2 separate regions of the Homo sapiens genome follow, and region 1 is linked to region 2. Evidence: chromatin contacts called from ENCODE Hi-C or POLR2A ChIA-PET data. All regions are on one chromosome and are shown on one strand. Each heading gives the region's core, a stretch centred on a gene start or an enhancer-like site at or near the end of the contact. The rest is flanking DNA. Distances are from core to core; before and after follow the strand shown.

Region 1 (2,700 bases), core at 89-2,588, 390 kb after region 2:
AACATAAGGTTTATAGAGATGGGTATCAAATATAGATTTTCTAATAAAAAGCAAGGTAAACATATTCTAGAAAGCAATTTGGCAATATGTATTAAGATCTTTCAAATGATCCTCAACACAGTACCACTGAAAAAGTATATACAACTACAACAGTGCTAGTGAATTACTATTATGGCAGAAGGAAGAGCTGGTTGAGAGCAAATGGATTGCTCCTTATATTTAACTAGATTCTGGACCAGGGGTCTGTCCACAAACTATATAGCCTGAAGGCCAAATCCAACCCAATGCCTGTTTTTGTACGGCTCATTTTTAAATGGTTGGGGAAAAAACTTAAAAGACTATTTCATGATATGTAAAAATGATATGAAATTCGAACTTCAACATCCATAAATAAAAATGCACTGGAACACAGCCACGCTCACCTGTTGGTGTATCGTCTATGGGAACTTCCAGGCTACAACAGCAGAGGTGAGGAGTGGAGACTGAGGCAGTGTGTTGCACTCTCATGACTCTGCACCACTGCTTGGTGCACCACAAACTGCAGTGACACAGTTATAACTTGAAAATATTCCAAGTGTCACCAGTATTGCCACACCATGACATTAAAAAAAAAAAAAAGGGAGTAAATACACATCCATCCAAATAAAAAGAAGGCCCTGAATACCACACTTTTAAGGCACAGTAGGATGTAAATAATTTTGCTATCAAATTCCATGGTAAAGCATTATTTATTATGCAATGACACTATAGCTATGCTAGAAGAATACAATGTATGCCAACATTTACAGACTAAGCTTTCTTCAATCCTCCCAACCCACAGAAAAGCAACGGTCATAAAACAAAAACAAAACACATGCAAAATTTTAAAATGGAATAGCTTATCACTGCAGAATTTCTTCACCAAAACAAAAAATGAAATGAGACTGCAACCAAAGTATTTTCAAGTTTTCAAAGTTTTTGTTAGACAAGCAAGGAATGCCATTTACCAAGTGAGTGAGTAACTCATGTTTGATTGTAACAGCTGAAGAAATATGGCCAGAGAAAGTAACCTTGTTTAAGACTATTAGCCTTTCAGTGAGAGCAGCTGCTCAGAGTTGAGGACACTCGGAACAACCATCAACTGTCAATTAAGAAACATGGCAAATTATTTCAGTGGTTTTCCCTGGCTCTTGCTGAGTTTATTACCACAATGCTCAGTTGTTGTTTACTTAGGGAATCAATGCCAAGTTTGAAGTGACTGAAGAACCAGCCTGTATGAACAGTCCATGTGGAAGAGCTACGTGTGAGAGTATTTTCAGAGAAGCTGAGAAAACACTAAATGAGTACAGCCTAAACTGGAATATGCTAGGCTGTGTTACAACTGATGGTGGTAAAAATGCGTGGAACAGAAAGGGGGTCAAACATGCAAAACCTGTGTAAGGGTTACTCACTGCATTACTCATGAGCATGTACCTTGTGGGAAACACATGAATCTATTGTGCTCATGAACGAGTAATGTCAGTGATGAATTTAACACGCTCCTGTGAACCTGACCATCAGCAGGTCATGAGTTTCTGTCAGAAACAAAAAGTGAAAATTCTGACACAGTTCGATGTCTTAGCAGCGCTAAAGTTTTACTGACTTTTTTCTGAGCACAGGGATGGAACTGATTTCTTTTCCTGAACAAGAACTACCCTTAACCACTATTGTTGAACGCTGAATGGTTTCGGAAATTAGCCTTAGGGCAGACTTGATTTGATTTCTGAATGAATTCAACCTAAAATTACAAGGCAAAACGGCACTGTTGGTGAAACTTACACTCTGGTAAAGTCATTTCGACAGCTAGCATAGTTTTAATCAAAACAATGTCAAACTGCTTTATATACTTTCTTTGCTGTCAAAAGTTAAAACAAAAAGTGAGACTTCCATTCCCATACAAATTTCCAGTGGACATAATATTTCTAAACTCTAACTACAGTTCCAACAGCATCTTTCAGACCCCTATGTAAGTGCAAAGGAAATTTCCATATTTCAAAATCCATTTAACTACGCAAATGAAGAGCTTCTACCTAACCTTCAAGTGGTTAATCTGCAATGTAATGACATGCTAAGAGGCAAACACTGAGAAGAATCTAACAGGATTCTGTAAGTATCTCTCAAGCACTGACTATGCTCAATAAAAATCATATGCTATGGCTGGCACGGTGGCTCACACTGTAATCCCAGCACTTTGGGAGGACGCCAAAGCGGGAGGATTGCTTGAGCCCAGGAGTTTAAAACCCACCTAGGCAACATACTGAGACTCATCTCTACAAAAAGTTAAAAAATTAGCTGGGTGTGGTGGCATGTGCCTGTAGTCCCAACTACTAGGGAGGGTGAGGTAGGATCATCACCTGAGCCCGGGGGTTGAGGCTGCAATGAGCTGTGATCATGGCACTGCACTCCAGCCTGGGCGACAGAGCAAGACCTTCTCCAAAAAATAAAAAATCATATGCTCATTTGGTAGTATCTGTGTGAAAATATATTTTCAAGGATGAAATGTGTAAAATCTCATTACAGATCAGAATGGAGGAATATTTGCAACTGACTCTGACAAAAAAATGCTAAAACATTGAATCCCAATAAACAAAATGTTATTCCAAAAGAATCCAATTTTTTTCACATTCGTAGCCACAAAAACTTGCACACAAGTTTATATTTTTAATCTCATCAATAAAACTT
Region 2 (2,723 bases), core at 66-2,565:
GTCTTCCTAGAGATAGGTGATATGAACTGGCTAGAATCATGCAAGGAATTGGTATCCGCCTCTGTAGATATTTTATATTCCACTTTCTCAGCTAATTAATCTACTCCAACCACCTTCCATTTCCCTGAAGTTTTTTTATACCACTTATTTACTGTCTCCTGTTCTTTCTGCTCTTGCAGATTTATGCTGTTTTCATTCTCTTACTCACTGTGAATGGGGCTTGGGGACAGAGCAGAAATAAACATATTTGTTCAATTCAAGCTTAAAAAGAAGACACAGTCCTTGAATGATTTTTATCTGATGCTAATACATATCCTGGGTGCATTCAGATTTCATGAAGCCTGGAGTTTACAGAGTTTGGAGGCTCCATTTTAAGAGCACAGAATTGGGTATTGACAGCCAATATTCAATTTAGAATGAGAAAATAAATCATAAATTTTAACAAACTGGCAAAAGCCACAAACATCATAACCTAATAATAATAATAATAATATTTGTTATGACAAGTTTTTTTCCCATTTGTTTCCAGATAAAAGTCACATAAGGCCAGGCATGGTGGCTCACACCTGTAATCTCAGCACTTTGGGAGGCCAGGGTGAGTGGATCGCTTGAGGCCAGAAGTTCATGACCAGCCTGGCCAACATGGTGAAATTCCATCTCTATTAAAAATACAAAAATTAGCTGGGCGTGGTGGTGCACAGCTGTAATCCCAGGTACTTGGGAGGCTGAGGCACGAGAATTGCTTGAACCAGGGAGGTGGAGGTTGCGGTGAGCCGAGATCACACCACTGCACTCTGGCCTGGGCGACAGAGCGAGACTAGGTCTCAAAATAAATAAATAAATAATAAAAGTCACATAACATGAAAATCACCAAGTTAAACTGTATAATTCAATAATTTTTAGCATAGTCACAGTGCTGTACAACCATCACCAATATCTAATTCCAGAACATTTCCATCACCCCAAAACAACCCCCATACTACCTGTTAGCAGTCACTCCCCATCTTCCCTCCCCCATCCCCTAGCAACCTGAAAATCTACCTTCTGTCTATGGATTTGCCAAGTGGAATTAAACAATATGGCTTTTTGTGTCTGGCTTCTTTCAATCAACCTAATTTTTTGAGCTCATCCATACTATAGCATACATCATCAGCACTTTATTCCCTTTTATGGCTGAATAATATTCCATTGTATAGATATGCCATATTTTGTTTATCCATTCAGTTGACAGACATCTGAGTTGTTTCCACCCAACTATTTTGGCTGTTATGAATAATGCTACTATGCACAAGATTTTGTGTGAACATATGTTTTCAGTTCTCTTATGTATGTACCTAGGAATGGAATTGCTGAGTCATGTAGTAACTATGTTTAATTTTTCTGAAAAACTGCCACAAACTGTTTAGCAGAGTGGTTGAACTACTTTACATTCCCACCAACAATGTATGAGGGTTCCAATTTCTCCACATCTTTGCTAACATTTGTTATTTTCCCATTATTATAGCCCTTCTAGTGGTCGTGAAGTAGTATCCCATTGTGGTTTTCATTTTCATTTCCCTAATGATTCATGATATTGGGCATCTTTTCATGTGCTTTTTGGCCACTGATATATCTTCTCTGGAGAACTGTCTATTCAAACCCTTTGCCCTTTTTTTTGAAATGTGGTCTCACTATGCTGCCCAGGCTGTTCTCAGGGGATCCTCCCACCTCAGCCTCTCAAGTAGCTGAGACTATAGGCATGTGCCAACACATCTGGCTAGCTGCCCATTTTTTAACTGGATTGTTTGTCCTTTTATTGTTGAGTTTTAAGAGTTCCTTAAGGCCGGGTGCGGTGGCTCACACCTGTAATCCCAGCACTTTGGGAGGCTGAGGTTGGTGGATCACCTGAGATCAGGAGTTCAAGACCAGCCTGGCCAACATGGCAAAACTCCATCTCTACTAAAAATATAAACATTAGCTGGACGTGGTGGCACACACCTGTAATCCCGGCTACGCGGGAGGCTGAGGCAGGAGAATCGCTTGAACCCAGGAGGTGGAGGTTGAGTGAGACGAGATTGCATGCCACTGCACTCAGCCTGGACATCAGGGCCAGACTCTGCCTCAAAAAAAAAAAAAAAAAAAAAAAAAAATTAGCTGGGCATGGTGGTGTGCACCTGTAGTCCCAGCTACTCAGGAGGCTGAGGCAGAAGAATCACTTGAACCCAGGAGGTGGAGGTTGCAGTGAGCTAAGATCATGCTGCTGCACTCCTGCCTAGGCGACAGAGCAAGACTCCGCCTCAAAAAAAGAAAAAAAAAAAAAGAGTTCTTTATATATTCTGTATACTAGACCCTTATCAGGTATAATTTATAAATATTTTCTCTCATTCTATGAGTTATCTTTTAGCTTTCTTATTAGTGTCCTTTTGGACACAAACGTTTTTAATTTTGATAGAGTCTAGGCTGGGTGCAGTGGCTAATACCTGTAATCCTGTCACTTTGGCAGGCCGAGACAAGAGGATCTCTTGAGCCCAGGAGTTCGAGACCAGTCTGGGCAACAGAGTGAGACCTCATCTTTACAAAAATAAATAAATAAGATTTTTGTTTAAATTGACAGAATCCAATCCAAAGTCTTGTGTTTCTATCTAAGAGATTTTTTTTTTTTTTTGAGACACAGTCTTGCTCTGTCACCCAGGCTGGAGTGCAGTGGCACGGTCTCGGCTCACTACAATCTCCGCCTCCCAGGT

What was found. Hi-C counts contacts between places; a loop is a spot of excess contacts on that map. ChIA-PET counts read pairs that join two places held with the same protein, here RNA polymerase II (POLR2A). Pooled maps may share reads with other maps.
Region 1: a loop to region 2 is called in a pooled map, with 5 times the contacts of the local background. The contact joins two enhancer-like sites. A Hi-C loop is called at or near these places in 2 of 37 single-sample maps with no recorded cell type and 5 of 50 pooled maps. POLR2A ChIA-PET finds 5 or more read pairs at or near these places in 2 of 52 experiments (SK-N-SH and common myeloid progenitor, CD34-positive).

The regions. Positions count from the first base shown.
Region 1 is chr17:65,021,798-65,024,497 of GRCh38, forward strand. The region is part of intron 2 of GNA13 (G protein subunit alpha 13); the gene reads right to left. Among named protein-coding and RNA genes, the nearest start is that of GNA13, 34 kb to the right of the region's middle. Within about 2 kb of position 1,339, at least 8 of the 41 ENCODE cell types and tissues checked have a DNase peak (open chromatin) inside an H3K27ac peak, as active enhancers do.
Region 2 is chr17:64,634,501-64,637,223 of GRCh38, forward strand. All of the region lies in intron 1 of SMURF2 (SMAD specific E3 ubiquitin protein ligase 2), which reads right to left. Among named protein-coding and RNA genes, the nearest start is that of SMURF2, 26 kb to the right of the region's middle. Within about 2 kb of position 1,316, at least 3 of the 41 ENCODE cell types and tissues checked have a DNase peak (open chromatin) inside an H3K27ac peak, as active enhancers do.